2 separate regions of the Homo sapiens genome follow, and region 1 is linked to region 2. The links are chromatin loops, found by intact Hi-C in ENCODE. Cell type or tissue: Calu3. All regions are shown on one strand. Links, peaks and the distances in the headings refer to the core of each region. The heading gives the core; the rest is flanking DNA.

Evidence for each region. A loop is a pair of places that touch in the nucleus more often than their neighbours do. Peaks named below come from ENCODE experiments on the same cell type or tissue, not always from the same donor. Only the 100,000 strongest peaks of a DNase experiment are listed, where the experiment ranks them.
Region 1: a loop joins it to region 2, with 6 times the contacts of the local background. A loop is called at or near these places in 4 of 110 quality-filtered maps.

The regions. Positions count from the first base shown.
Region 1 is chr14:57,478,288-57,494,839 of GRCh38, reverse strand. CCDC198 (coiled-coil domain containing 198) reads left to right here and starts at 983. Exons shown (of 6, transcript NM_018168.4): 1 at 983-1,347; 2 at 3,769-3,851; 3 at 11,689-11,775; 4 at 13,180-13,281; 5 at 14,086-14,245. The coding sequence starts at 1,125. LOC105370519 (a long non-coding RNA gene) reads right to left here and starts at 3,805. Exons shown (of 5, transcript XR_007064194.1): 1 at 2,801-3,805. In Calu3, for the core only: a CTCF peak has its summit at 7,854 (motif pointing left); no DNase peak of the experiment used is centred there.
Region 2 is chr14:57,562,967-57,579,518 of GRCh38, reverse strand. SLC35F4 (solute carrier family 35 member F4) reads left to right here. Exons shown (of 8, transcript NM_001306087.2): 5 at 7,500-7,625; 6 at 9,539-9,731; 7 at 12,955-13,044; 8 at 15,143-15,599. The coding sequence ends at 15,384. It overlaps SLC35F4-AS1 (SLC35F4 antisense RNA 1), which reads right to left and starts at 1,186. Exons shown (of 2, transcript XR_007064193.1): 1 at 514-1,186. LOC105370519 (a long non-coding RNA gene) reads right to left here. Exons shown (of 5, transcript XR_007064194.1): 3 at 13,524-15,276; 4 at 4,273-9,705; 5 at 1,239-3,221. In Calu3, for the core only: no CTCF peak of the experiment used is centred there; a DNase peak (open chromatin) is centred at 4,408.

The DNA.
Region 1 (16,552 bases), core at 4,720-12,719, 89 kb after region 2:
TAATCCCACCATTCAAAAATCACTACTCAATATTTCGGCACATTTCCTTCCAGTCTTTTTTTCTACTTTAAAAATCATAATAGACCAGGCACTGTGGCTCATGCGTGTAATCCCAGCCCTTTGGGAGGCCAAGACAGGTGGATCTCTTGAGGTCAGGAGTTCGAGACCAGCCTGGCCAACATGGTGAAACCCCTTCTGTACTAAAAAATACAAAAATTAGACAGGTGTGGTGGTAGTAGGTGCCTGTAATCCCAGCTACTTGGGTGGCTGACTCAGGAGAATCACTTGAACTGGTGAGGCGGAGGTTGTGGTGAGCCAAGATCGCTGGGCTTGGGTGACTCCAGCTTGGGTGACAGAGTGAGACTCTGTCTCAAAAATAAATAAATTAATTTAATTTAGTTTAAAAACATAGTAAATAGGTTATCTTCAAAAACTCAAGGTTTACTTAGACCATTTATTCAAGAATTTTTTCCCCTTATCCCCAGGAAAAAAATTTCTATTATCCTCCTGTCCTGCAATGTATTCACCCCCTTCAAAGGCAACTCAAGTCATCGACAGAAAAATCAAATGACGCTTTAGCCGCTCCGCTGCTTTCTTTCCTATTTGGGGGATAAATTCTTTAATTAAATTAAAGATTAACAAAGCCTTGGCAATCAGCATGCATCCTCTTAATTGCAAAGATGGCTTAGCTATTCTCAGCAGTTAGTTTTTTTACAAAGGTACTTGCAATGAAAGGGTCAAGTTTAAGACTTCTCTAAACCTCTGCTCTACATCTCTCTCTGTTAATAACCTTCCTGGTGTTCGATATTTGTTTAATGATCAACAGTGGCTTCTATTCCTATCACTGAGTATTTCAGAAAGTAGCATAACCAAGTCAATGTTTAACTGGATTCTTTGGGTCTGAAACGGCAAAGTTGAAGGGAAGTCTCCATGGAAACCAGCCTCCCAGGAAGTGGCCAAAAGGGTTAGTGTGCAGTGAAACAGAGCTAGAAGGATGCCATGAAGGAAATGACTGCTTTGTAAAGCGAGGGTAAACTTCTGAAATGCTTTGATTAAAATAAGCTATATTAAAGACCCCAAAACCACTTCCCTCGCAGCTTTCCTCTGAATGTCTTTCACATGAAATGGGCCTGAGTCACTCTAAGACTCACCTTAGGGTGATCAAAGTAGCACCTTTGCAAAACAAAGAGGTAGAGACTCCCTCGGCTGGCCGTGTGGACTTTGCATTCAATCAGAATTTGGAAGAAAAGACTTCATATTCACTGGCAAGACTGCAGGACCAGAATAAAGCCTTGGAAGGGCAGCTGCCACCTTTACAAGAAAACTGGTATGGAAGATATTCTACAGGTAAACATAAAACCCAGCATGAGATGTGTGTATCTGGACCAAGGAGCATTATTAATAGGTTTATCTGACTGTCTCCATGATCTCAGAAAGTTTCTAAATTCCTGAAATGTAAAGGAATTTAGGCTATCTTTGAAAACTCAAATCTTTCAATGAGGATTGAACATCAGTTGAAAGTATTCTGGGTTCATTAGAATGGGAGTATAAACTGTACAAAGGACTTTTCACTATTCCATATGAGAAGGATAAATCATTTTGTTTCAGCTCAGTTTGTAATGCTTTCAATGTTTATACCTAGTTTTGCCAGACCATTAAAATTATATAGATACTAGTGATAAATGATAGCAATCGCGTTTCAGTTAGATTCTAAATTTAAATCATTCTCTCCAGTATAGTTTAATGCACCAGACTTTGTGGTTTTGAAAGCAACACTTTAAGAGTGAGTTAATTCTAACATGAATTTTGAAACCACCCTAAACAGTATTGATTTATTGCAGTACAGAGGAGTGGATGAGTCACCCTTTTCCCAACCCCACATTCTTCATGGTCATCTGCAGAACTAACAGAATTCTTTCCCATTATGATTGGAAGCTCTGAGCCTGAAGTGGCCATAAATCCTGGGATATTTTATAAGCCATGTAAAATGTTTTATGATGACCACAATGATAATTAAACAGACATTCTCACTTAGAAAAATATATGTTTATTATATACATATATATATGTATATTGTTTTCCCTTTTCTTCACCTTCTGGATCAATAACACAAATAAGTTTCCCTTATTGGATGCCTTGTTCAGAAAGCCTCACATTCTCTTTTGGTACCTAGCAAATCTTGCCTGGAATGATTTTTCATGGCTATTGTCTGCAGAATTGATAACGTTTGGTTGTTTCTATATGGCCTGTTTTTATGTTCTTTATGTTCTTCAAGTTCTTAAGCACATGGATGGGAATTTTCCCCTTAGGAATTTTTTTATGATAGATAGAGGGATAGGTGATAGACATGATTTAAAAAATGGAGCGTGAATGTGTACTAAGAGTATGCAATGCTCCTATTGAGGAATTCCCTTTTTATCCAAACCCCCATTGAGAGTTTTAAGATTTTGGTGACAGAGAGAGACTCTGTCTCAATTAAAAGAAAAAAAAGATTTAGGTAACTGAATAAATGGTGAGCTTATGTCTGAAGTGACAAAATCACATTTAAAAATAAATAACAAGATCATGAGAATCCTCATGATCTCCCATATTCTCACCCCAGCTCCATCAAATACCAAATCGAATGACCTTGGGCAAGTTACTTCATCAATTTTTTTCACTTGTAATCAGGGGTAAAAATAAATGCCTGACACAGCCTATGCCAGTTGAGGAAAATCTAATTAAATAATGGAGTAATGTCACTAAAATAAAAAAAATAAGGATTAGTAAGCCTTCTGAAAAAATAGCTGAAAATACTTACATTGTTAAATCCAGTATGTTTGTTGTTTCCATCCTGCTCAATATGCTGGCATCTTTTCAAAAGAAAATAAGGACATAGTTTCCATCCCACTAAAAGTTAGAGAGAACAAAGTCCTTGAAGTGGTTATTCACATGTCTTAAGGAGAGAGATGCATAATTACCCAGGGATTTTTCCATTTAAAATGCAAAGTGGGACTGTAAAATAGTCTATGAAACAATCTAGAAGTCAGAATGTGTCCAGATTGTTAAAAGGGAAGGACAAGAACTTCATTCATGCAGCGCTGGTCATGGTAGCACTCCCAAGAGCTCAGGATAATCAAGCTGGAAAATAAAATCCATAATGGATCTGTTGAGCCTCTCTGTTTCCTAATAGAGGCTTAACTCTGTATCCCCAGCTTGTTTCATCAGGAAAGAATATTGATATGCTGTATTACAGTGGCAACCTGTGGAAATTTTTTTCACTAAAGGGGCTATTGAATTGTGTTCACACGTACTCCATTTCTTTCTCATCTCTGTATAATCACCTATCTATCTATCATCTATTTCATCTAAGAAGATTGTTTTCATTTTTTAAAGTTATATATTTTTCTGATGTCTTATATTTCAGGGAGGAGATTTTATGGAATTAAAATAAGTCAATAAATTTCTATTTTCCAGGCCAAATTCTGTTTGAAAAATATTTGCAGTCAACATATTGGTAATTTTGTAACTCTCCCCCTAAGTATGAACCTGAGTAGGAAGTTAGGAGAGCAGATATTAAATCCTGGGTCCAGACTAAAATAGTGTCATGTGCACTAATGTAGGTTCCCTGCTTTCTGTGTTTCATCTCCACATTCAACCCACAGGTTAGACATATATAACTGAAAAGGTACAAAATTGTGTTGACAAAGTCTAGTAACTAATGATTGCCTGATTTAATAGTAAATTATATTTAATGTTTTATTCCTGTTTCTTCCCCAATCCTTCAAGCATCCAGAGACATGTATTTTGACATCCCACTGGAACACAGAGAAACAAGTATTATTAAAAGGCATCCACCCCAAAGACTTCAAGTAAGATGAATTTAAAAGGCTTCATAAGGAATTTCTTGGATAAAATGGTAACATCCCTTTTTAAACTATAATCATCAAAGAGGGATATTGATAAGGACCAAGCTATTAATGAGAATGTTCTTAAAGAAAAATGTCATCAATCGCAAATACTCTATTACTTTAAGATTTCCTTTAGCAATGATTTCGCTTTTAAGACCAGCCACCGAAAGAAGCTAGTAGCAAGGACATAGATACCATGGAATTCAAGAGGCTTGAATCTAGCACTGATTAGTTGGGTGACTATGGGAAAACAACTTGTAATAAATAATAACAGCTACTACTATTTAATTACACCCTACTACAAGTCAGATACTATACTAGGCAATTCAATCTATGTCATTCATTTAATCTTCTTAGCCACCTATGAAAAAGGAAGAATTATCTTTGTTTTATACATGCTAGTCAGAGAGTTCAGTAACTACCCCCAAAGACTCACAGAGGCCAGATATCAACCAGGTCTCCAAAGTCTGTACTCTTAACTGTCAGCATAAGTAATTTCTATAGTCCTTCTATCTTTAACCTTTTATTGTTCTAGATGTTAACTGGTTGTTTAAATTCGGGACACTGGATTCCAAGGAAGCAAAGCAAGAGCTTTAAACGCATTCACCCCAATAAATATTTAATGGGTTCTCTGCAGCTAGCTATACATTTTAAGAACTCTCAACCTAGAAAGGGAATGGGTAGATTGGAGTGGTCCTTGAAAATGAGCATCATTGGAAGGAGGGTTTGGGGCTCTCTTGTGAGCAGGATCTATCACTGACATTTGAAGCCAAATCCCACCTGCTACACAATTCACCCAGATGCCTGGACCAATCCCAGGGGTACTGGAGCTCATTTGTTGGGGATTATTTCTGTTTCAGTTGGTTTTTATTTACCTGTCTTCTGCAGAAGCTCACAGCCATTATTTGAAGTGATTGTATCATTTTGTCTCAAAAGAGTATCTTTTCCCAAAATATTAGAAACTATAAAATCATTATTTAGATAAAGAAAAATAAAATGAAATATAACAAATTAATATCTAATTTACAAGTTTTTACAAATCCTCTAGGTAAACAGGGCAGTTTAAAATGTGTTTTATTCCTAAATCAAATACTTCCTTTCAAAGGATGAGTTTAATACATGTTTCTGTGAAGCCTCTAAGCTGATTAGTTCAAATAGAAGATATTACTCTAGTAAAAAATATTTGTCTAGTACTTTATAGCTCACAAGTACTTTTTATATCTATCAGTCCTAAACAAAGGAGGTTAGGTTTTGATTTTCTCAATAGTCAAACAAGGTCAAAAAGAGAACATTGGTATTTCAGAGTCAAACACTGCACCACCACCCCCATACACACACACCCTAACCAACCATCTTAAAAACAAAGAATCAAGACAAATGAATTATTTCAGTGCAAAGACTGTGCCTTTTTTTTCTTCAACTTTTAAGTTCAGGGGTACAGGTGCAGGATGTGTAGGTTTGTTATAAAAGTAAATAAGTGCCACGGTGATTTGCTGCACAGATCATCCCATCACCTAGCTATTAAGCTCAGTATTCATTAGCTGTTCTTCCTGATGCTCTCCCTCTCCACCAACCCTGACAGGCCCCAGTGTGTGTTGTTCCCCTCCCTGTGTCCATATGTTCTCATTGTTCAGCTCCCACTTATAAGTGAGAACATGTAGTGTTTGGTTTTCTGTTCCTGAGTTAGTTTTGCTGAGGATAATGGCTTCTAACTCCATCCATGTCCCTGCAAAGAACATGATCTCGTTCCTTTTTGTGGCTGCATAGTATTCCATGGTGTATATGTACTACATTTTCTTTATCCAGTTTATCACTGGTGGGCATGTAGGTTGATTCCATGTCTTTGCTATTGTGAACAGTGCTGCAATTAACATATGCATCGATGTATCTTTATAATAGAATGATTTATATTCCTTTGGGTATATACCCAGTAACGGGATTGCTGGGTCAAATGGTATTTCTGCCTCTAGGTCTTTGAGGAATCACCACACTGTCTTCCACAATGGTTGAACTAATTTACACTCCCACTAACAGTGTAAAAGCATTCCTTTTTCTCCGCAACCTCTCCAGCATCTGTTGTTTTTTGGCTTTTTAATATAGCCATTCTGATTGGTGTGAGGTGGTATCTCATTGTGGTTTTGATTTGCATTTCTCTAATGATCAGTGATGTTGAGCTTTTTTCATGTTTGTTGACTGTATGCATGTCTTCTTTTGAGAAGTGTCTGTTCATGTCCTTTGCCCACTTTTTAATGGGGTTGTTTGTTTTTTCCTTGTAAATTTGTTTAAGTTCCTTGCAGACTCTGGATATTAAACCTTTGTCAGATGGATAGACTGCAAAAATTTTCTCCCATTCTGTAGGTTGCAAAGACTATGTCTTATTCAATCTTATGTCTTCAGCCATTAATACTTAATATGAGATCCACAAAGGTTTGTGAGTAAAATGAATGAGTAAATGAATGACAGTGAGACCCATCATCCCTGCTGGAGGGGGGATAAAGCACTCAAAGTGCACTCCCTGCTACTGCAGACCTGTAATCACTGTATTAGAAGTCTGTACCATCACTGTAACATGACTGTATTAGAAGTCTCATTGACTAGCAAAAATAACTAACATGATTAATCAAAGGATATAGGAATGTTTTATTGAACCAAAGATCTGGGAGACACCTAAGCTTCAGGGAAGAATTATACCTTGCAACCTGAAATGCAGAGCTCTCTCAATCCCTAAGTTCTTCTCTGTGCATTTGCTATACTCTTTCTCCCCAAAGATCAGTTTTTTCTGTTCTTCAGGTACACAATGAAATATGGCCACCCTGAGCTTGTATCTTACAGTTCCAGTCAAATGGACAGATTGGCCTTTTTGACTCCAATTCCAGATTCCTAGGAGAAAGGATATCGGCTCAGCTTTGCTCATGATTTCAGCTCTGGTCCAATGAGCTATGGCCAGAGGATATGCTCATGCAGTAGATATGTGGGCAGAGTCATCTCCCCTGTAGACTCTGAAGTCAGCTCCCAGAGAGGAGGGAAATCACTAGAAACTTGGCAGACACTCCCAAAGAGATCAGCTATAATTATCTTCACAAATGAAGCTCAGCACATTTTCCAGCACAAATGAGTTTTTGAGAGAATAATACATGCTGGGTCCTCATGACATGCTAATTAATAGCCTAATTTCTGCCAAAGAAAATTCTAAAATTATTTTAAATTATTAAACCAAATCTAATTGTATGCTAAATTATTTGAGATATATTTTTGGCACCTTCTACTTCCTAAACATCTACTCCTCAAATAAAGAGCAAGTCATGAACTAGCGTTATCCAGCCTGGAGCTGAGAGGCTTTGAGAGCCTCTGCCAGGGAACTCCGAATCAAATGGGCCTTTTTATTGAGGAGTTGATTAGCACTGTCCCCTCTGGCCTGATCACCTTCTTATCCAACCATTTCAGGTCTAGCTTAAATTGGAGGTGTTTCCCCCACACATATAGTGTGTCCTCAGATGATCTCCTTGGATAACTCCCTCATCTTCAAATATTTGTTCAAATCTCACTGTCCCTATAAGACCCACCCTGACCAATCAATTGACATTGCAACCCCCATATCAGCACTCTTGAGTCCCCTGGCCCTTCACCAGATTCCCAAATCTCCTAGCAGACGCTTCAACTGATTATGCTGATCATTTGTTTTGTTTGAGAAGTCAAATAATCCAGAAGTCTTTAGACAAATGATACTTACATTATAAAGTGAAAATAAGGTGTCATTCTAACCGATTCTCTGGTAGTTCCTTCCATTGTGTTCTCTTTGAAGATGATGAAGTGAGGCATCTCACTTCCTGGGCAGGGAAAAGGAACATGCACACAAACCCAGAATTCTGAGGCAATTTCATCTGACTGGTTAATTTAGCAGAAGCCAATTTCACCAACAATTTTCTGCAGTGCTTCTCAAATCAAGTGGCAAAGGATTTAATGAAGAGATCCCAGGTGCAATGTTAGTTGCTGCCATCTAGTGGCTTTTGTGAAGGAATAGTGTGATTCCTTGGGCTCTTTTCAAACGCCAGGGAGAAACTCAACCTGGAGAGAGTTCTTGAAGATATCTACCACTGAACCCTTATTAGAATTGTGTGTTTAAATAGAAAGGCTGAAAATGGAAGAAAGAGATCTGTGAAACTACATATTTATACTATCAAAGCAAAAACTTGGTCCATGAATTTATGGATAGATTAGTTTAATAAAACTAAAAATTCTTGGCTTCTTCAGACTCAATTTTTCAAAAATATTCCACATAAAAAAATCCTCCGTAGTCTATTATGATGTCGTTCCTTTATTCACTTAAGGCAATGTGGAAGTCAATGGCCCCCAACCTAGAAAGAAATCATCAGAATCCCTGGGAGAGTTTTGAAAATATTTATTTCCAGGACATACCCCAGACCTGTTGAATCTCAATCTCTAGTGAAGGGGCCAAGAATTTCTTTTTTTTTTTTTAATCCCGGAAAAGTCTGATGATAAGCCATTTTGGATAACATATAGTGCAGAAAAGAGCTTTAGATTTGGAGCTGGACACACTTGCGCTTAAATCCTGGAGATGCCACTTTCTAGCTGTTCAACCTTGGACAAGTCAGCAACCTGTCTGAAATGGGGAATCTTCGTAATTATCCACGGAGTTCACATGAAGATTGAATGAGATTACATATTTATAACCCTGGGCATGGCGTGCAGTAATGGCTGCGAAGGCATATAGGCCTAATGAGAAAGAACCAAATCCTGAACACTCTCCATGTCCAGAGGATGGCACAAATATTTGTTCTCCCCAGCTTCCAGAAATCCCCCTTCAGTCATTCCTGATTCTTCCTCCCATAGGTGCCTTGAGGGGCTCCTCTCCCTTGGCCTCCCCTCCCCTTCTTCTCCTTCCCCTTTTCTTGCAGGGTTCTGACTTGATCAGAAGCTGCCTCTTGTGCCAGCAGGTCCCATTTGCTTTGCATCTTCATGTCCTGCAGAGTTAAGACTCAGGGAACAGACAAACTCCTCTTACTAGGATTGATCTCCTCTCATTACATCTTTGCTAAGTTATGTTAAAAGACCCACTTCCTCCTCTGAGGTGAGAATGGAACAGAGAACCACTTCCCACCACAAATGCAAATTACTATCTGGTATATATCTAACACAAAGATGAGCTCTTCCCCCTTGTTGTCTCTTCTTTGTCTCCACATCCTTTGCCCTTCTTCTCTTCCTTACCAGGTCTACTTTGGGCTGCTCCAGCAGAAAGGACTGCTGGGTGCTCTCCAGTCCAGGACCAGGGACCTAGAAGTGGTTGTACAGGGAAGTAGTGGGGAACCCAGGTCATGCTCCCCATTACAAGTGCTGAATATCCAGTATCTATCTTCCGTGGTTCCACTCTCTCTTTTTATTCTGGTCACCTTGAAAGCCAAGTTAACTTCCAAATCTACCCCCTTAATAATGCAACAAATCACACTAAAACTAAACCATTTTAAAGTAAATTAGCATGTGCCTTCAGCGTTGGACTAAGGTGGGAGTAGGGCTCACACTCTTTGCAGCAGCATGATGTCCTCATGGTTTTCCTCCTACTTCTTGAGCCATCACTTCCCAGTCTCCTTGGCCAGCTTATTCCTGGGCACCAGCCTCACCACTGGAACTCCTGGAGTCTGCAGTTGTTGGCTCTTCTCTTCTCACTCCTGACCTTGCCCATGACCTGGGCTTCACTCATGCTCTACTCTGGGATTATTCCCCAAAATCTCCAGCACAGACCTCTCCTCCCAAGCTCCCTGTATAACTCAACATCTACACTGGCCTGTCTTAAAGGTGTCTCAAACTCAATCTATTGCACACCAAATTTGTATTTTCCTTCTACATCCTACCCAAACTAGGTCTTCCTCTGGATTGCCCATCACAGGGTATGATAACACCCTCCATTCATTGTACTGTGGACTCTACTCCCCTTTACTAACCATAATGAATCTTGTTTGGTCAGCTTTAAACATTTGTAGAGCTCATCAATTTCCCTCTCTCAACCCCAGCCCATCATCTTTGTCCTCTTAGCTGATCTCTCCACATCCATAATTATTCCTTCCTAGTTTCCACACTGCAGCCAGCATGACCCTTTTTAAAAAGCAAATGTACTCGTGTCACTCCTTTGCTTAACGCATGTCAGTGTCTTCTCATTGCTCTTAAGGGACCACTATCTTAATGGCCTGTCAGGCCCTGCATGACCTGGCCCCTGCCTCACCTCTCAGCTCATTCCAAGCTGCTGTTTCACTTACTGTAAACTGCAGCCAACCAATTTCTTTCCATTCCTTCAAGAGATCATGATCACTCCCCACCTCAGGGCTATGGCACAACTTAGTCCCTTAAAAACTCCCAATCTTCCAATTTCTACTAAAAAGGTACTACCTTAAGGCACTTTCTTGAACTGCCTCCCTAGCCCTTTCCCTCCTGCCTTAGTTTGCTAGAAGACTGAGATCAAGGTGTCCATAGGGTTGGTTCCCTGTGAGGCCTGTGAGGAAGATCTGTTCCACGACTCTCTCCTAGCTTTAGGTAGTTTTCTGGCACTCTTGGGTGCTGTTCATTGGCTTGAAGAACCATCGCCCCAACCTCTCTCTTCATCTTCACATCGTGTCCTGCCTGTGTGTGTGTCTGTGTCCAGATTTCCCCTTTTTAATGAGGACGTTATCATATTGAATTAGGGGCTTGCCCTACTCCAGCATGACTTCATCTTAACTAATTATATCTGCAATGACCCTATTTCCAAATAAGTTCCGATTCTGAGGTATGGAGGGCTAGGGCTTCAACATATGAATTTTGTGGGGAGGCACAATTCAACCCCTAACACACCCTGTTTTTCAGGTGGAGTCCTTCAGTTATGTAGTGTCATAGTTCTGCCCTGCAGATTTTTTCTGCCCTGCAGGTTTTTTCTGCCCTGCAGTGTAATTATCACTTGAATAATCACACAAGCAAATGTACATCTATTATGCATAGATTGTAAGCTCCATGAGGGGCCACATCCACTTTTGGTGACCGTTGCATCCCCATGTCTGGCATGTAGCAGTCATTAAGTAGTCACTGAAGGAACACATAAACTCTGTGGCCCTCCACGTTCCCCATTGCATGTCAATGTCAAGAGACCAGACTTTGTCTCCCAAACCTGCTTGATCACTTCTCAGTGATCAAGATCCGGCTGGAGGCAGACCGGTTGACATGAATTGCTGCCCAGTCTTAGTGACCCCCTGAAATGCCAACATGATCTCCCCTATCAAGCCAAGCCCCTGCTAGAAAAGGACATCTCTAAAATGTGTTAGCACACTGCAGTTTCATTTTAAATGTGTCTCATAATCACCAGTGATTACTACTAAGGAGCTTCTCTAGAGATCTTAAAAACAGATTGCTTCCCTAAGGGCTGGAATAGTTCAGCTGGGTACCTAAGGGATGTGTGAAATAAAATAAATTCCTAGCGCCTCTTTTATCTCTAATATTCTAAGATCCTGGTGGTTTGATAACTTTGGACATGGTCCCTTAATGCAGACAGAAGAGTATCTTAGTCTCCTAACTCTCTGACCAACACTTAGATCAATAAGGCACTGTCGACAGTGCACTAGAATAATAAAGAACCCAGATAGGTTGAAAAGCCCTTTGTACCAATATAACTGTAATGCTGTTAGAATCACCTTTCCTGTATGCTCTCAGAAATAAGTGCCGCTTTTGCAAAGTGTTAAGATAATTTAATGTCTGGCTTTTCTGTTTCATCATCTCATGGCATGAGGAATGCTGACTGCTCTAAACGTTGAACTTCTAGAAGCTTGAACCCATTGACTTGCCACGAGTAATTACTTCAGGAAGACTCCTGAGCCAGCGAGAAGCCAGGACAATGCACAAAGCAAAGGTGAGCTGCAGCAGTAACCTGACAGGGAGGTGAACTGGGGGTGGGCGACACAGGATTGGGGCACTGGAGCACACTGGTCCTTTCATGCACTCTCTGCATGGAGGAGTTCAAAGACAAATCAAACTGTTAAGTCATTCAGAGTGAGAACTTTTCAAAGCTATTTATTCTCTTCTGTGCATGCCTCCAACTGGCAGTGGCTATTACCTCTTGCATGAGCTCTGCACCCTTTTCTGCTTTGTGTTGAAAACCAGGGCAATGTAGATGAGAAAAGACTTTTACTTAGAAATTGGTGATTCTGAAGTTTTCAAATCTGTGAAAAATTCAGCATAAGTCCTCCCTTTCATTCCTCCCCTCAGTTTAAAACTTTTTATTCTCAGTTTGCAGGAGAAATCTTATCTACAAGTTATTCCTGACTTATTTGACACAACCTCACCAAAAATTAATCCTGGGAAATGTCTTCTGTGTATCTTTTCCCTGCTATGCACTTATAATGTTCTGTTGACTAGAACTCCCCTCACATAGAAATGAAAGCTTAGAGGTAGAAGCAGATTTTCAACACTTTCCACTCCTAATTTGTTTTGGAGCTTGCTAGGTGCTGCTGTGTGGCTGGCTGACTTGACAAAGATGTCCAGGTGCTGTCACATCCTCAAGCCCACGTTTGTGGTGCTGACAGCATCTGTGGAGATGGCCCCTCCCTGAGGTTCACATCAGCTGACAGTCACTATCCACACAGCAACACAAAAGGTATTGTCAAACACATCATCTTTCCTGGCAACAGCAAATGACAAATGAAGGTATATTGACCTCTGGCTGCCCTCAATAACCGTCTGCACTGTCCCACTGGAGTTTATGATGCACTGGCGGGGAGATGTTCAGAGTCACAAATAATCAACTTCAAATCCTCCCTAAACTGCAATATTCTCCAAGGCTTATGCTGGCATATGGAAATGCACTCTATAGAAATAGGTTCCATTTCACCATTCAGCAGCTTCCCTCTCATTTCATAGCCAGCCAATTACTCAATGGTAAAAGAGGCAGGGAGAAAAAGAAAGGTTTCCTCAAACCAGAACACAATTCTGGAGAGGTGGTAATAAGCATCTGTTTACAAAGGAAGTGATATCTTGCCAAAAATGAGATGTGGAAAGATATTCCCATTTAAGGTTTACAAAACTCTATAGCAACCTAAAAAACTACATATATACACATCAAAGAGCCACTTCATTCATTGATAGTGACACAAAGGACTTGTCAGGGACACACGATAGTCCACTTTTGTCATCACAAGATATCTCTACAGGTTATGACTGATTAAGATCTGACTCTGTTTCAAAAAGGATCTAAACTTGTGAATTGCAGAGTCAGTAACAAATTACCCCATACTAACAAGTGTGTTGTCTTTCATAGCAGGTACTAGAAAAGAAAATGCAAACTCCAATGTATACTTCTGAGAACAGACAATATTTGCATAAGATGCAAGTGCTGGAAATGATCCGTAAAAGACAAGAGGTAAATACGAGAAGAGTGTCATATTTACCAAATTTTCATCACATAATCACTGCCCTGCCACATGAATATATCAAGCATAGATAGCCAGTCTTTACTTAGCATTTTAAATTTCGTCATTGAGGTTGAAGGTTCAACTACTAAAGCTGAGAAGAATCAGGAAGATTCCTTCTGCTGATAACCTTGTTGAGTCTTTTCTAAGTTTGTATCTGTGTATCTGTGTCGCAAGTCTCCATTTTTAAAAACAGTTTGCTCCTATGACATTCTGGACATAGGAAAATGGGGCTAGATCATTTTTCTTGGTTTAGTGAAAGGAGGAGGGGGTGAGTTGTTCTTTATTCTGATACCTAGGCCTCTCTCTATAATTCTTGCCATAGAATTATCTAACAAGAAAGACCTCTTGTAAAAAAAACAACCAACCAACCAAACAAACAAAAAAACCCTTTACCAGTAATGCCTGTAACTGTCATGTTCCAAATTCCTCCCTCTAGGAAATGAGCCTTTAGTTACTGCTCTCTGGAACTCCAATCATATCAGCTAGCTGACAGAAACACACTTTTGTAAAGGTCCTCATCTTAATTGAGCCATACCTTTTTGAGACTGGGTGCACTCACCTTTCTCTTAACAAGCCTGTCAATAAATAAAGTTCCCATACCTTCTAATAGGAAAAAGAAAACCATGTTCTGGTTAGAGGACTGCAGATGTCTACAGATAAGCACACAACTTGCAAAGTGGCTGATCTGTTGATCTAGTCTGGTGAAAGTAGCTTGGGAAGAACATTGATCATTTATAGTTGATGATTTTCAGGCCCAAATGGAGTTAAAGAAAAGTCTTCATGGAGAGGCAAGAATTAATAAGCAAAGTCCAAGGGACCATAAAGCCAAGAAAACCCTTCAAAGCACCCCAAGGAATGATGACCATGACCTTCTAACCATGTTGCCTGATGAAATCTTGAACAGAGGTCCCGGTGAGTCATGTACAATTTTTTAGTAAAACATTTCAAGTGTTTTTAAAACTTCATCAAATAAACTACCAAGGGAGGGACATGATGAGAAGACAGCAAACAGCTTTGAGCTCTTGCTGAGATTTTTACTTCCCAGAATATAGTGGGCATGTTGTCATGTAATTTTGGATGGCTGGGAGGAAAAGACAGAAGCTTAAGCTTGGTAATTAAATGTCTCTTTCTTTGTATGGGTTTAATATGCTTTGCATGCTTCATTGCAAGTCTTGCCTCATCCCTAGAAGCAGAAAAGGCAAAATAGCCTCATCTTGTGGTTAGAGAGAATGAAGCATATGAAGATATATTGCCGGCAGTCACATGGCAAATTTGCTTCAGCAGAGTTGGTACCATATGCAGACACTTATCTTCCTGACTGCACCCTTTTCTGTGGAGGTCAACTCTCTTTGGCACATTCAGAATTTCTAGAATGAATCACTGCCCAACCTAAGCTTGCTGTTCCTGCTGATCTACTGGCTCAGTGAACCAGGCCTCCAATGTCACTCTTCCCTATCTCCCTACAGCTGGTCGGTCACCAAGCCCTGCTGATATCACCTAGCAGTAAAATCTGCCCTTTCTCTTCCATTCCCAGTAGTATTGCCTTAGGTATAGCCCTGGTCCTGTTACACCAGGGCTCCAGCTACAGCCTCCTGACTTGGCCCCTCCCATTAGGTCTTACTGTCCATCCATCAATGATTCACTTCAGTGGTTCTCCATGTGGTCACCAGACCACCAGCATCAGCATCACCTGGGAACCTGTTAGGGCCCCAGCCAGAGTAACTGAATCAAAAACTGCAGGGGTTATGCCCAGTACTCTGGGTTTAACCACCCCTCCAGGTTATTGTGATTCCCTTAAAGTTTAAGAAACACTTAACTTTAAGTGATTCTTAACTCTACTCGGTAATTAAAGTATTACCACATACAAGCATCATCAGTATCACCTGGGAGTTTATTACAAAAGGCAAAAATGGAGGTCATACCCCAGACCTACTGAATGAGAACCTGCATTTTATCAAGATTGCCAGATGATTCTCATGCACACTGAAGTTCTAGAAGCACTGCACTAACATCAGAGTAATCTCATAAAATGCAAATCTGACCATGTCACTCTCCTGCTTAGAAAAACAAGCAGGATTCTTGTCAGCTTAAAAACAACATCTAAACTCCTTAACATGGAGCTAAGTGTGGTGACTCATGCCCGTAGTCCCAGCTACTCAAAAGGCTGAGGTGGGAGGACAACCTGAGGCCAGGATTTCAAAACCTAGCCTGGCCAACATAACAAGGCCTCTGTCTCAATAAAATAAAATAAACTCAACATGGGATCCTAAGCCATTCAGGATCTAGTCATTGCCTACCTAGCCTTTCTAGCTTCATCTTCTGCCACTCTCGCACCCAGCCCCCACATTTCAGCCAGGCCAAATTGTTTATGCTCTCAGATCGCTCTATGCTTTCTAATGGACAGGCTTGTCTACAACTTCTACGCTACATTGCCCCACCAATTAGAGCCCCATTAAGTTTTCCTTGTTTGTATTTCCCCAGGGCAAACCCACAGTTGAAATTTCCAATATTGTTCACACACACAGATCGCTGTGCCGTGGGCCAAATCCCCACATCAGCAGGACTGACCCACCGCTGAGAGAGCTGCAGAAAAGCTGGCTATGTCTCTGGAGGTCTTGAACTTCTAAGACGCAAAATTGCCTGCTGAAAGAGACACTGCTCCTACTTGGAGAAACAAGACGCTCGATCAATAAGTTAATTAAATAAGAAAAGGCTGAATAATTGAAAATCTACTTGGGGCATCTATTTAACCTATACTTCCAAGTCTCAGAATGAAATATCCTTTGTAGTCACATAAACAATTTTTACCATTTAAACCGTACCTTAAAAAATATACACAAAACAACCAAGAAAAAAACCTCACCTAAAGTTAGACATTTAAGAGTCATCACTTGAGAGCACGCCAAGAAAAACCAGCATTGGCAAAGTCCCTGGAAGATGTCTCAGACCTGGAGGGGACCAAGGAGAAACTGGCACATGGAGAAAGGGGTTTTCCTCTGCTCTCCTGATGCTTTTTAAAGCTGCTTCGTTTTGTTCAAGCTAAGGTTTGTTGAGTGCTTACTATAAGCCAGGTACTGTGGTTTGCCTTTAATATGCATTATCTCTTTTAATTCTCACACAACCTAGAAGGTAGGAGCTACTATTCGCCCCAGGGTGATAGAGCCAGAATTCAAGGTCAGGTCTTCTTGACTTGCACTCTCACACAGCCCCACCAGGACA
Region 2 (16,552 bases), core at 289-8,288:
TTAGATATACCAGCAATAAAATCCGTTGTATTAAAGCAAATGAGCACATTTAACTCATGGACCTCACTGATGCAAGAGGTTACGTCCAAAAAGGTACAGTGTTTATTTGAGGTATTTTAGAGAAAAAGAAAACAACTGTGTAACTTATCTTTAAATAGCAGATTTTAAAAATCAAAAATCTGCCTATAGGCTACCAACCATTGCCATTTAAAATTTGCCATCTGCAGTGGGTTGAGTGGTGACTCCAAAAAAGATCTGTCCACATCTTAATCCCCCAAATCTGTCACTGTGACCTTATTTGGATAAAGGGTCCTTGCAGATATTATTAACTTAAGGATCTTGAAAAGGGGACATCATATTGGATTATCTGAGTGGGACCTAAATCCAATAACAAGTGTCCTTATGAAAGACTCACAAAAGAGACACACACAGAAGAGGAGGTGGCGGCAATGTGATCACAGACACAGAGATTGGAGTGATGTGGTCACCAGCCAGGAATGCCGGGACACTCACCAGAACCCTGGAAGAGGCAAGGACTGTATCCTTCCTTAGAGATGCCTTTGGTCCCAGCTGTATTTTGAACTTCTGGCCTCCAGAACCGTGAGAGAATAAATTTCTGTTGTTTTAAGTCACCACGTTTGTGGTAATTTGTTACAGCAGCCTTAGGAAACTAATACAGCATCTGTAATTAATAACACTCAGTAGAGGAAATGTTAAATAGCTAATAAGTACTTGTTAATAAATATATCCATAAGTGAAGACATCATAGATAGCAGAATAGTAAGCATTAGTGTCAGGCATCCTGTAAAAATCAAATATTTTTCTTTTTAAGTAAGAGGAAGTGCTTCACTTCTCATTGTGAAACATTAGGACATGTTCAATGCGATGTTCCGGAAGAATGGTAACGTGTAATTTAATGATGCCCATAATCAGGCCATGGAATGTGAGAAGCACTGAAACATATTCAGCATTTTGCCTTTGACAGTATCAGCAATTATTTTCCTCCCAAGACATATTGAGAACACATATAATTAGGTCATTTGAGAAATTAAACGAGGGCAAACAGCACTGACAACATAAATGTAGCTCTTATTGCCCACATCTATAAATAATCTAAAGCATAGCCCCTCCAGATGTCATCCCACTGGACTACTCAAAAAAAAAAAAAAAAAAAAAAAAAAAAAAAAAAAAAACAGTTAAAGGGATGCTTTCAGTCATCAGATTAAAATTTATATTTCTAGTTCATGCTAAAGCATCAGTAGTTTAGAAACAGATGTTTGTTGGATTATAATTTTCATATGCTTAGCTCCCCAGGAATGAGCACATTTAAAATGAGAAGCTATGGCCTTCCCTACTTCTAATTTTTTTTTTTAATGTAAAAAGAACACCATGAACAGAGTGAAAGACACTTTAAGTTACAACATCATAAATATGGGTTTATCCGGACCACAAGTAGGCCAGAATTACTAATGCTCACATAAAAATGAATTATGTATTATGAATAACTTGCTAATATTTTGTTTCTTTTGAACACTGAATTACAGATGGAAAGGTAATCTGTTTTACATTTAGTATGAAGTCATTTCAGCCCATTTATTGGTAATCTATGATGTGTTATAAAAAGCCCTTTCATGAGCAAATTGCTTGCAGCTAATCTGTGATCATCCCATGAAAATTAGTAAACTTCTTTAAAAGATAATTTTTTGATTGCAAAAATGTTAGAAAGTGATAATCCAGCTCTTGCAGCCTTGAAAATAGGTGTTCTCCTGTCTCTCAGACCTTATTATGTTTAGCTAGAGTTCTTAAATTCGTAAGAACCAGAGAACCCACCTTAATTTTTTTTTTTTTAAAAAAAGGTTCTTCCCAAGGGGAATGTGCCACTGGCTGGGAGCTTTCTTCTCTGCTGTTGGTATCTGTTTTACACCAATGAAAAGTAGATGCCAGACTAGAATGGTAGAAACTTTCTTTCAGATTTTGTCCCTCTCTTATTTTTTTATACTATTCATTCAAATTTTTCTTATATTTTCCAATTTCCTTGAAGATATGGAGAATGTTGGTGGTTGGTGGATGGTTCAGCAGATCCCAACTGTCTTAGCAGACTGTGAAATGCATTAGTGTCCCTCTGGCTTGGGAGCCACATATTTTCCAGCTATATTTGGGTCCCTGTGCAGTTAGTTAGCTTCCCAAACTATAGCTGTTTTCAAAGACTTTCCAGGATCTACCAAAAACTGACTGAAGTACATCAGTTAAACTGAATCTTTCATGGTATAGCATATACTTCTTTGAATTCAAATTGGGCCCCTGAAGGCTAAAACAGTACATTGGAGCTGAGCTGCTACTGATTTATGCTGATATTAAATATTAAGAATTAAGATGACACGTAACTTGACAATTTGTTTCCATCTTGCCTTTGGCTCCTCTTTATTCATGTGCAATGCAGAATTCTCTGCCCAGAGCTTCCATGCTTCCTGGAAGAGGCAGTGGAGGATGGACAGTGGGAGTCATCCTCCCTCTTACCCCTATCTTGGCAGGACAATGACTTATGAATATAGCCAAGAGAGGAGACAGCTGGGTTGTGCTGGCTGTCCGATTTTACACCCTCAAGGAATCTGTAACCCCTTCAACATGGTGCAGTCAATGTGTCTACCCTCCACATATATCCTTCACTCTTTCTTCGTGGGATTTCTTTACAACTTTGACATCCAGGTCTCCCTCTGAGATCATTTTCAAATGGATTTTATTCAGATAAAAATCCATGCATGTAGGGAGAGGGGGAGTTCAGAGGCCCAGCATCCCTTGGGTTTGCTGCTATCCAAGGTACCCCCCTTCCCCCTGTCACACACAGCATCTGGACAGCTATAGATTGCCACACCTCTTATTTTTCACATTTCAGCACTTGTTCAGTTTAATTGAATCTGAGTAAAAAAGAAAGTTTTCCATAGAACCTTAAATATAACATATGCAGAAGTTTAAGGATTCTGTATAGCCATAGTTCCTTGAAAATCAACTGTATCTAAATTTACCCAGAGAGATAATCATTAGCATGTTTCTCATTCGTCAAACTATTAATGTGTGTCCCAACCTCAACTACTGACCTTTAGTCTTCAACTTGAGCACAGCAGCTGCCAGCAGTGTGGTCTGAGATCTGCATTTTTAGGGGCTGCTGTAGGCTTTGGAATTCAAGGGTTCATTTGTGAACCAGCTGCTTCATACTCACCTAGCTTCAAGAAACAGAATTAGCCTCAAGGCAAAGTAAGGAAACATGTTTGGATTATAATCAGTCATCTTGACCTTTAAAATCTTAAAGGAACACTGTAGGAAGAGAAGCAACTAAAGGTTCATCCAATGCCTTGGACCCTAAAAGAGCTGGTACTGTTATGCAAATAAGAATTGTGAAAACCATCTGTGAGTGGGAACCATAGTGAATGGGATCAGGTTGATAAACCCTCATGGAGATGCACAGAAGGACCAAACCTTTGTGGGCTTTTGATGGCCCGAGCCAAAAGAGAAAAAGAAAAAAGAAAAAAAAAAGATACAAGAAAACAAAAACGGCCAAAAGCCAGATATTTCTTTAGGCTTTATCTGTACAAACTAATTATTTGAAAGATAAAAGAAACACCCTCCATGCAGGGTCACAGGTAGCATTTAGTACAGTGAGATCACCAAATGTCCACTGGTAAAGCCCTCTTTGGGCTTTAGGAACAGGCTCAAATGGCCACACGGATCCCTTCTGATTGGCTCTGAAAATTAGTGCAGAGAGCTGTCTGAGGGCCCCAGCCTGCAGAGGAAGATAGCTGGCTCACGAGGCCATGCCACTCAACTGGCATGCTGAGATAATGGGCTAAATAAATCCTCTTCCTTCAATGACTCACCCCAGGTGGGCACACCACAATGTGTGAGGGCAGAGAGGTTTAAACATTTTAAATGGAGGCATTGGCAGTTTTATGGTCACTATGGTTACTAACATTCTCACCTAAGCCAGGTTCAGATAATGGTAATGGTGAGTTTTTTTTTTCCCCATCTTTTTTGTTTGTTTTTGAGACAGGGTCTAATTCTGTTGCCCAGGCTGGAGTGCAGTGATGTGATCTCAGCTCACTGCAACCTTCACCTCCCAGATTCAAGAGATTCTCCTGCCTCAACCTCCCGAGTAGCCGGTATTACAGGCATGTGCCACCAAAGCACGGCTACTTTTTATATTTTTAGTAGAGATGGGGGTCTCGCCATGGTTGGCCAGGCTGGTCTCGAACTCCTGACCTCAAGTGATCCACCCACCTGGGCCTCCCAAAGTGCTGGAATTACAGGCGTGAGCCACTGTGCCTGGCCTAGTTTTCCATCTTATTTAGACACTTCTGGTTGGTTAAGAGGCTGGAACTGGAATAGATTGTCAAGAGACAGATTTTTCAGAAGCCGAGCAGGTGGCACCACTAGATGGTGTATTTTCAGCAGAAGAATTCCTCTCATGGATGTTAATGTGTCCCAGGAGCACTTTAGTGGTTGTCTTCATGTGAATGAACACATATGAGCATTTTTGACACAATATTTTAGGCACTGGCTTCCTGCAGACACATTTCCAGAAAGCTGAGGCCAAGAAGAGTCGTTTTGTGTTTTTCTGTTGAGAAGAACAGAGTATTAATCCCTCTTTGATGACTGATTGATTCTGAAAATGTGTGTGACTGATACGTGCTTAGGATATTTGTTCTCCAGACATCTAAAGAGTATTTACTCTCTAAAGTTAAACCAGTGGTGCCAAGCAGAGCCATTCTGAGATCACCCAAACAACCACTCCACAATTTTTCCTCATTTTCAAGATTAGTTGAGATCTCTTCCTTCACTTACAACAGTATAGATAAGAAATATATTTAAAATTTCTTAAAATATAGCCATAGAGAATTTGACCTATCAGATATTTTTGAAATTTAAACTAAAATGTGGCAAATAATTTATCTATTCCCACTATACCCTCCACCCGCACCCTGCCCCAGGAACATACTATATAACTTATGAATTACTGCTCATGTCATGGAGAATTTTTCTAACATTTCAAATATTCAGATTTTCATTCTTTCAGAACTTAACAGCATTGTCTGACCCCCTAAAGTGAAAAATGCTTCTCTCTGTGAAGGCAATTGAAAGAGACACTGCTGTAATTGACATGTCAATTTAAGTGGTCCAGGCTAATATTTTCACAAGCACTTGAATATAACGAGTAATGAAGATCTTTAAGAGGCTCACTATGGTTATAATTTTGAATTGCTACAGAGTTATGTAATCTTTACCCATGTTCAATTCCTATCTTGAGGAAACATAATAGAAACTTTATGCATATCTATTTTTACTAGTAGCTAACTCAGAAAAGGAAGAGTTCCTACCTGTGGTCATATCTTGGGGATAATGAAACCAACTGCCTGTCCTTTTCTAGACAGGATTTTGTTTTGTGCTTTGGGGTTTTTTAATTGGTTTTCACAATTTTCTAAACCCAGAATTACATACTACAGTGTGTAATTGCCTAAACCCATGTATTATGTATTATAGAATGCTTTTAATAATTTAAAATATAAAATAGCACATCATGTGAAAGTTCGTTAGGATTTACAGTTTTGTTAGCCTTGGCTTCAAGTAACCGCTTGTTTATTTGACCTAGAAAATGCAATGCTTAGCTAAAAGAAAACAAACGTTAACTCAAATGTATTATCCCGTCAGTTCAGTCTTATGAAGGAAATCTATTTGTGCACATGAACACTAACCAGTGAACATCATTTAAACACAAAACCAAATCAGGATATGCCAATATCTAATGTGCCTTTTTTATTTCCCTGAAATCAGATCCCCCAAAGAACTGTTGCAAATCCCCAAATCAAGGAAAATGATAACCCTCATAGAATTTCCAGGTCTAGATAACCCCCTCACTGTGTGTATTGATGAGTCTAGACCTTTATCCAGGTCTAGATAACCCCCTCACTGTGTTTATTGATGAGTCTATTACTTATTATTTAGAAATCTCCTTGACACCTAAATTCTTAAATTCTATTCCTTATAGTTTAAGGCCAAGTCTAACCAGAACACACACCCGGCAGCTTCAGAGAATATGATATTCACTCAGCAAGAAAACCACCTCCCATCAAGCAGCCTCCTGGATAATGTTTAATGAAGATGGTTTTTCACTGCTGACATGTCTATGTCTATTCTCAAGTACTCCTGCTGTTTTTCATTAAGGACACTTTAATATGGAGCTACTCTGAAACCAAGTGGGCCCTTGCTTTTGGTGGCCACTAACAAAAGACATGCTTTAGCAGCGTCTGAATTCTATGTAATTGGGAACATACTTTGCAGTGGCCTCAAGCGAGTCAGTAATTACATGTTAAAAATCTACGTTATAAAAAACAATTCACTAATAGTGTTCAAAAGGGCCCCCGAAAATCACATATGTTAAAAAGCTATCTTTACTTGGGAATTTCTTTACTGGGAATACTCAGAACTGAAGAATTTCTTTACTTGGGAATACTCAGAACTGAAGCTTAACAAAATTAATCACCATGTAGGTTTAAATTTCTCACCAATTTTCATCTGGATTTTAAAGTCAGTGAAACCATTTCACAAGGAAATGACATATTGTCACCTGTTCCAGCATCATTTTACTGTTTGCTATAGCTCTGAACTGCTTTCCAGTAGAACTAGTTCAAGATAAAGAGATGACACAAAGCAGCAATTCACTAAGGGAGTAGACTCCTGTTTTGAATATAGCTAGAATCATCAATTTACAGTGAACAATGATGACTTCAGTTGAATTATGAATATTTCACTTTATGCAGTTAATGCTCTAGAGTAATTAAATGAAATTATCTTTCAGTGGTTTTTCTGAAAAACTGAATTAATTTTCATGTGAACAAAAGGAAGTACTGGCTTCCATTTGACATTCCAAGTGACAGTGCAGACTCAGCTTGCTCCTTTATACATCTCTATGAGAATTTATTTTCTTTCTTTTTTCCCATTGGCCTGAAGTTTGCCTCTTAGCTGTATCAATATCATGCTTCTCTAATCAGGTCCTGATTAGATGGAGATCTTCAGAAACATACCTTGAGCCAAGGAGCTGATTAAAATGTATGCTGAATTGGAGGAAAAAGAATAGATGAAATACAGAAGAGATGAAAACGCTTAGAAGTGACTTCCTATTAAATTTATTTCACCAGTACAAATGTTAGTCCCTAGAAAGCTTGAGCTAAAAAATTAAAATTATTAGGCCTAAAAAAGTAAAAATATATTAAAAATAATAAAATTACTAGTCTTTAATTAGAATGTGAACAGCTTTTATATTCTGTGCCTGGATATCTCATGAACATATTGATTTATTTCTAATACTGAGCCTTCCTACATTTAAAGTGATGTACAAAAGGTAATTAGGTTTAAGGAAGTACTTAGCAGCTTTCAGGAAGTCTTGAATTGCCTGCTCTAGGATACAGAGGGATCATTGCTTTTCTGTTTCTTTGCATCCTATTTGACAGATAGTTGCTGCAATAATGGCAATTACCGGCATTGTCATGATGGCATATGCAGATAATTTCCACGCTGATTCCATCATAGGAGTGGCATTTGCGGTGGGCTCAGCCTCTACATCTGCATTATATAAGGTATGTTGTGCACTTTCTTTTGTAAGCAACTGTCACTCATAACTTAGACTTGAGTACTAAAGTAAGAAAGTACGATGTAATCATTGATTAGAAAGAAAATAGATGTGTTGAAATAATAGTAAGTAAATTAACTACTTGTTATGTGATGGGTACCTGCCTGAAAATTTTTGCCTGTGTTAATACAACCTTATGAGGCATAAATACTTATTTCCACTTTCCAGATGAGGAAACTGAGGCTTTGAAAGATTACATAACTTGCCCCAAATCATAGAGCCAAATAGTGATAGAGCCAAGACTTAAACTCTGGACTAGCCAACTTCTAAGCCCATGTGCTATGCCCTAATCCCTCATTTATCAGGCAGTTATAGCAGGAACATTAGAAAGGCATCTTCTCTCCCTGTGTTTTTTAATTTAATTATCTATGGTCATTATTTTAACTCAAAAGAGGTGTTAGAAATAAGCTGTCACTAGAGAGCTGTTTGGCACATATTAACCCCATGCCACAGGAGCTCGTGTTACTAGCAAAATGAAGAAGCTCTTTTTCTCTCTGATGGATGCTCTACGTCTGCTGTAGGTACCCACCATTTTTTTCTCCACTGGAGTTCCCTGTCATCAAAGAAAATTCTATTCGGAGTCATTGCACCTGACTTCAGAAGTGAGCACTAAGAGAGCAGATCTAAAAAGTTATTCCCCAAAGCTCTACTTTTAAAGTCAACTTTCTGGATGTATTAAAGAACTGTTCCAATTTCACCTCTCTTGGTGTTTCAATGAGAAAACACACTCTGAAAGGCCGAAAATACCCTTTTCGTCCCTCCTGGAAGCCTGTTCTGATTATTAACCAACACTGTGTCTCAGAGGGCATGAAGTCTATTTCCATATTGACATTTCTTGGCCCATTGATTCTGTGTGACAAGCTTGACAAATGTTCACTCAATGGCCATTACTGTCTAACTTGCTCCCCAACTGAGATCCACCAAGATGTCTGATGTGACCAAAGACTACCACGTGCTCAAATTCTTTTGATTAAGTCTTTCAACAGAAAAAAAAAATTAGTTCAGTTGAAATTAGAAGCAGTACCTGGGATTGCTATATGACCAGAATGGCACTCTTACAGAGGGATTTCCCCTGACCAGGTTACAGAATGTATTCATTCTGACATGCACCAAATCATATCTGCAGCATAATATAATTCCAGGCAGAAGAGATCTGCTTCACTCTGTGTTGTTACAGGATTAGTATAGGGAGTGGTGGGCTTAAGAAGCTAAGAAATATGGACTATACCCCTGGCTTTCTCTGTAATCTGTTGTGTGATTTTATGTTAGCCATTTGCTTCTCCTTGCCATCTTCCTCTGCACACAGGTTTATAATATATAAAAACTGCTTTTTAATCTGGGGAACAAGCACCATATTTGTGAAGTCATTTTGAGCTCACAAAGAAAACTGCTTATAAATCCAAGGCAAAAATACTATTTCTCTCAACAACATAATGACAGGGTCTCTCTGTCCAATTTAGTTTTCAGTATCTATCAAAATAAGGATAAAACAAATCCCATGCTTTAAGTTAAGGATTAATGGCCAGTCAATCCTAGAAGATTTTTCTGGGCTTGTCTGGACTCTTATTTATCATTCACCCAATACCCATCACTGATGGTGGCACTAAACACAATGTACACTACCCAGCAGTTTTCAGCACCATAAGAAATTCATTTTATGACATTTGCTATTTCATATGAAGGCTATGGAGTATTTTAATTCCTTATCTCAACAGCCCATCTAGTGCTGTGAAGATGTCAGGGCAAGAAGAAATGGAGAATAAACTCTGGGCCAGTTAGCTCACAGTATGGAACAGTAAGACTTACGTTTCTGCTCTGGCTAAGTTTCTGTGTGGCTGTAGAGTTTCTTTCTCATTCCAGGTCTTGTTTAAAATGTTTCTTGGAAGTGCCAACTTTGGGGAAGCTGCACACTTTGTCTCCACCTTGGGTTTCTTCAATTTGATCTTCATCTCCTTCACCCCAGTCATCTTGTATTTCACCAAGGTGGAGCACTGGTCCTCTTTTGCTGCTCTGCCATGGGGCTGTCTCTGTGGGATGGCAGGGCTGTGGCTGGGTAAGTGGCCTCGGGTTTTGCCTTCCATTCCCTATATCAATCTTTCTTTGGCTAGTTAGATTATCATCATAGGATTATTTCCTTGGGTAACTCTGTGCTCTAGTTCCCAAACTTATGTTGTTCAATGTCGTTGGTCATGTTTAGAAGGTTCTTTGCAAGCTACTGGTTGATTAGGTTCAAGCTATCCAACTAGTATGCCTCCCATGAGTTAAGGTGTGCACTGGAGGCCCAGGCCTCTCTGTATACCACTGGCCTTCAATCCATTCTTCTTCAGCCTCATTCATTCTTTCTAATACACTGTATCATGTTATAATGTTCCATGTGTGCCATGCTGTGTTGGGCAGAGGTTAGGGAGTAGACGGTGCATTCAAAGAACTCAGAGTGGTTCAAACTGGTGGGAGCACTGAGTTTGGAAGAAAGGAAGGAAGGGAGGGAGGGAGATGCTATTTAAGAGGGAAGCAGATTGGGAAGAGCCTGGAAAGCCATTTTGAGGTGTTTGGATTTAAAGTCCACTTAGTAATTTTTAAGCAGTTTGGTGATAGGCTCATATCTGCATATGAAACAGCTCACTCTGGCTGAGAATGGAGAATGGATTTGTGATAGGAAGACATTGCCAGTATATAGAGACAGCAGCATGCACTAGGCTTGGTGATCCTGGCTGAGTAGACAGTACCTAGTTAATGGCCAAGAAAAAGTCACCTCGAGTCCTTGTAATGTCTTCATTGCCAGCTTCCTATAACTCTGAGGCTGGCTGCTTCACCTGAGCTCCAGGATCTGACTTTTAAGCTGTGCTGCTGTCACTTGATGTGAGAGGAGCCTGAAAAATAATAAGGCTGCTCTTCTCTCACCAAGCAGTTAAAAAACAGCAACAACCCAATGTTGTTGCTCATCCCTCATCCCTCTCTTCTCCATAGAAATCCTTTTCATGCCGCTTCTATTTCCACGTGCTACTCAGAGGTCAACTCCCTCTGCCCACTCCACATTTTCCCACAATGCTCGACCTGCAGAACATCCATCAACCCTCAACTGACCTTCTTTACTGAGGTGATATAATTTGAAATAGTAGCAGCACTGCAATTCCTGGGAGCTAAATGTTCTTATTTTCATCCCTGCAAGAGTATTGATTGGGTCATCTTTTTCTATGCTGGCTCAGCCCCTCAGACTCAGGGAGGTCTTCGACAGAAAACACTCAAGAGAAGGATCAAACATTAATTGTTGGTCCCTTGAGTTCTACTTTTCAAAGCCAAAATTATATGGTTAGCACCTCTCATAACCTCTGCTAAGCTGAGTAGAAATCAATAGTGATATTTCTGTAAGACCAAAACATCCTCATTAAAAGCACCTAGATTATTTTCTGGCCAAAAACAACATAAATGGGAACAATCCTAAGTAAAATTTCAATGGCCTTTAGCCTCCTCATTGCACATGTGATTTCCACCTTGCTGCTGCAAAGTAGCCCTCCACCAACATATACTCCTTGGCATATCCAATACGCGCTCCTAAGCAAGCCTGCAGAGGCTGGACGCCACCTGTGCTAGCTGAACACTGGCATTCGCCACCAAGCAGTATGAGCTCCACACTCCACTGGGTACAGTGCCAAGCAGCACTGCAGCTGCTCTACCAGGCCCACCCCAGTGCACTGCAGAGAGCTCACTGTGCCAAAGTTGTGCTGTGGCAATCGAGGAGATAGCCTCCCTCCAGCCTGTTACACACCCCAGGATCTTACAGTCTTCAGTGCTCCTATTCCTAAGTGTTTATTGCCGTCCCTCTCTTCTCCATAGAAATCAGATGTGATCTGGCTGAGACACAGGTCTGAGAGATACACATCAATCTGCACCCTGAACTACCCCACATCTCCTGTAGCTATGGTTTCTTGTTTGCTTATGTTTACTTTGCCTCACTCCTCTCAGGTTGACCTATCTTTCAGGAAATGTGTTAGCCCAAATGCAAGTCAGCCTCATCCATTCACCTAGCATGTCTGAATTGCACTTAAACTCAGGCTAGGCCCCATACTATGGAGCTCAGCAGAGCCTGTGCTGTATTTAATAAATTCCTGATTGGTCAGAATTTGCGATGTTGGACTCCCTGAGTCTGAGGGGAGTGTCAAAGTGCTGGAATATTCATTTATGTTGCAGCTTTGTCAGGAATGAGGAGCAGTTATTAGTTTAGGAAGACCCTCTGCCTTGCTTGCCACTATTGTATGAACAATATAAAGGAGCCCAAGTCTTGTAAAAGTCAAACTCACTGTTTCTAACTACCAAGCACAAAGTGACCCAGTGGGCTTAAAGCGGGAATTACAGATGACAATAGAAGAACATACATCATCCTTATTCGAATGCTTCTAGAACTTTTTTTGGTTCTGCAGAGATATACACAACATGCTTGCCTCATTGTCATGGAGATCTCTGAATTGAGGACATTTTACAATTGTTAACACTCATCTCTCTATCCCCTGAAACAAACATTTGAGTAGACTCTATGAGAATAATGCTTTGTAATTTATAATTCTTTTTTCTTTTTGAAAATGTGTTTTTGATAAGTTTTAAAGTGGATAAATGATTATTTTAACTAATTTTATATTTAACCAAAGAGGTCCAAAAGGTATTCATTGAAGAGCATGGAGCTACACCTTCAGCTGGTTCTGTGGATCTGCCCTCTGATTATCTGTACACAAATCAGAATGTGGAGACAGTCTCTGGAATTCAGTGAATTACATTAAACCCACCCTTGTTTGCCCACATGATGCTGACCTCCAGAGAGAGGGAATAAAACAGCATAGGCTATCATTGGATAGACCTTCCTTTAGGCAGTAACACTAGAGCCATTTAATGTCTATGAATGTGGCACAAAATAGCACAGCAATAAAGAGATGAGGCACCATCTTCAATCAATCACCTGCTTTTAACCTCTGGCTGGCCCCAATCTACCTTTATAGTGCTAATAAACAGTCCTGTGAATCAATTATTTTACCTCTTTGTATTTGTCCATATACCTTTTGCCAGTCTATTGGCAAGATTCAGGTAAAGAGAGTGGCAGACGAGGAAAGAAGAAAATGACTAATTCAGGTAGAATACACATGCATCCATCTCCAAAATTAGAGGATCAAAGGTATAGACAGTTTAAAAGGCACATGTAGCAAAGACATTGATTCATTTACTATAAGGAGAAAAAAGTCCAGCGTATTATTTCTCTTTCATCTTGCATTTCCTCCTCTATTTTACAGCCTTCAACATCCTGGTGAATGTTGGGGTGGTGCTGACATACCCAATCCTAATCTCCATTGGGACAGTGCTCAGCGTTCCTGGAAATGCAGGTACAGGCACCATGTGACATGTGCAGATCCTGGCCACTACAAGTCTCTTGCTTGTGTTTGTTCTGTGTCCTGAGTTGTTCCTTCTAGAAATTGTGAATTATGTTCCTTGCCTGGGAAGATGTTTTTAAATATCATGAAGGTGGCAGACAACAGAGTAACTATGCAGCAGATTTAAAATCTGCAGCTAAAAACACTGTTTTTACTTGGTTGTGCTTTTAGAATTAAATACCAAATGTATCATTTGGGTTTCATATAATCTCCCTGACAACCTAATTTTGTGGTATTTTTAGAGGAAGTCCTATGGAAACAAAAGGCATCCCAGCATAGGACTTTCAAGTAACCGTCACTAATGAAAGTGCAGAGGATGTACATGAGGTTGGCTTCTCCTCAGACAATCCATGGGGAGCCACGGAAAGCTCTCCTGGGGCAGAGCAGATGGCCCTCTGGAATAGATATAAGGAAAAAGCAATTTTACTCACCTCAGGGACAAGAGAAGCTATTTTTCCAGGATATTTCTAGAGAAACCTGCCAGTGAAACAAGTAATGCAAATGGATTATCTGGATGATTGTACAGTCCTTTTAACTTTAAAATTTTATAATTTCAAGTCTTGAGTAGCCACTTTTCTGTCCTCCACGACAATCAGCAAATGTTTATTGAATATTTATCATGTGATCAGGGCAGCAAAAAAGAAAAAAATACATTATTATTCTCTTAAAATGCTTATGGCTGAATTTGTAAAAGAAGGCCAACCTACATGAAACAACTTGGAACTCTACAGAATAATTTAATATTAAATGCCAAATTGTGTGAGACAGACTCCAGTGGCTGTAAGATATTCAGAGAAAAGAAATATCAGAGTGGAGTTGTCAAGGAGTTTCGTTCATTCATCCAACAAAGAATTTCTGAGCAATTAGTGTACACCAGGAACTGTCCTAACACTAGTGACAGGTCCTGAATAAGGCACAGTCCCTGCCCTCAGGACCATGTAGCATTGAGAGGGAGACAAAAGGAAAAAAAATTGAGTAATTACAACATAGAATTGCTTTAATAGAGGTATGTGCTGAATGCTGCGAGGGCGCATAGGAGGAGCATCCAAAAGGCTTCCTGCAAGAAGCCTAAGGGGAGAGATCTAAGGAGAGGTTTAGCTGGATGAAGTGAGATATGAGGAGTGAAGGGTAGCTCATGCTAAAAAGAACAGTACATGTGTGACCAACAACTCCACTCCTGAGTGTATACCCCAAAAAAGTGAAAACAGAGATTAAAAATATCCTCATACGCAAATGTTTATAGTAGCCCTATTCACAATAGCAAAAAGGTAGAGAAGCCTAAATGTGAATCAGGAGTTGAATGAATAACCAAATTATGATGCAGTGAAATATTATTCAGCCATAAGAAGGAATGAGGTGCTGACACGTGCTACAACATGGATGGACCTCAAAAATATTTTGCTAAGAAGCCAGTCACGAAAGAACACAGAGAATGTGACTCCATTTATATAAAATAACTAGAATAGGCAAATCTATAGGGGGAAAAAAGCAGATTGGTGGTTGCTAAGGGCTGGGGATTTGGGATAAGAAGCTGAGGAGTTAATGGGTATGGGCTTTTATTTTGAAGTGATGGAGATATCTGGGGACCAGAGAGAGGTGGTGGCTGCATAATATTGTGAATATACTAAGTGCCACTAAGTCCACTTTAAAATGGTTAATTTTATATTACATGAATTTCACCTCAATTAAATTTTTAAAAAGAACAGCCTGCACAAGTGTTAGACACTAACATGTTTGGCTCATTTGAAAAATCTCCAATGGTCCAATGAAACTGGAGAAGGTTAAAGGGGTAAAGAGGAAAAGTACTGAGAGAAAACTGGGGAGATAACTAAGTCAGATTACATGGAATTTAAGCTAAGCCTTGAAGGATAAGCATGACTTAGAGACAGGCAGTGGAAAGCAAACCTAGCAATGTGGAAAAAGGAAACACTAACTTGGAAGAATAAAGAAGACTCTTGGAAATCTCTAGAAGTAACATGGACTTTGGTGACTTGTTTTCAAAGCTTAGAAACAGGCATAGGAAATGACTGACTTGATTTTTCTTTCCTAGCTGTGGATCTCCTAAAGCAGGAGGTGATATTCAATGTTGTCCGCCTGGCTGCTACCATCATCATCTGCATTGGGTTTCTGCTGATGCTGTTGCCTGAGGAATGGGATGAAATCACCCTGAGGTTCATCAACAGCCTGAAGGAAAAGAAGAGTGAGGAGCATGTGGATGATGTGACTGATCCCAGCATACACCTGCGGGGCAGAGGCAGAGCCAATGGGACAGTGTCTATACCACTGGCTTAGAGAGGGACATATTTTGAATGCACGTGTATGTATATTCTGTGAATATAACAAAATTTTCTCACTACCTGTACACTCAAACGACAGTATTAACTCTGAATTTGGATAAATCATATGTGAAATAATGCCAACAATAAAAGTTTACATTTATATGCTTATCAAGGAATTGGTGTAAATAATCATAATGGATTTTTTTATTAAAACACATTTGTCCTTGTTCTGTTTTCTGATTTTTTTAAATTCCCCCTCCCCCAACTCACAAAATTTCCGGAAACTGTAAGAGTCGATTAAATTATGGACTTATCTTTTTCTCAACTGAAACTGAGTTCTTCCTACTCAATCAAAAAAAGCTGTCGAAGAGAATAACACGTGAAAATAATACACACTTGAAAGCTGGAAATGTATTAAACATTTAAACAGAGCATTTTCTATATGTAAAACCCACACTAGAAACAATGAGGAGTAAAAATACAGAATCCCCATCTGTACTTTTAATGAGCTTAGAGTCGTTTGGAGGATAAGACAGTTCACAAATATCTTTACTATGAGGTAGACATTTGAAAACGGCACAGTGGACATGGACAGGAATGAGCTATCCTGAAAGAGTTGTTTATATTTGCCGTCACTTCAACTCCCATTCACTCTTCAACCCACTGCAACGCACCTTCTGCCCTCATCAATTCTCTGGAAGTGCTTTCCCCAGTGATCAACCTCTTTCTTGCAAATCATATTGATATCTTTCAACTCTTATCTTATTGTGCCCTCTGACACATTTGACACGATGACCACTCCTTTTTCCTAAATATTCTCTCTTTGCTTGAATCCCACTACTTTCTTTTGGTTCTATTTCTACCTCCCTGGTTGCTTACCTTGGCTTTTCTTCCTAGGCTTATCTCATCACCATCAGGGTTCTCTGAGTTTAGACATCGGCCTTCTTAGCATCTCATTCCATACTCTCTCCCTTGGGGAACTCCTCCACTCCCATGGCTTCAACTGTCATCCACATGGTGATGACATGAAAATTTTAATCTCCAGCCTAGATTTGTCCTTTGAGCTTTAGCTCTGACTATTCAAATGTCTTCTGCAGCTCCCTTGGATGCCTCCTTGTATACCTCAAATATAGCAAAAACAAAGTTGAATTTATCATCAGTCCTCCCCAGACCTGTTCCTT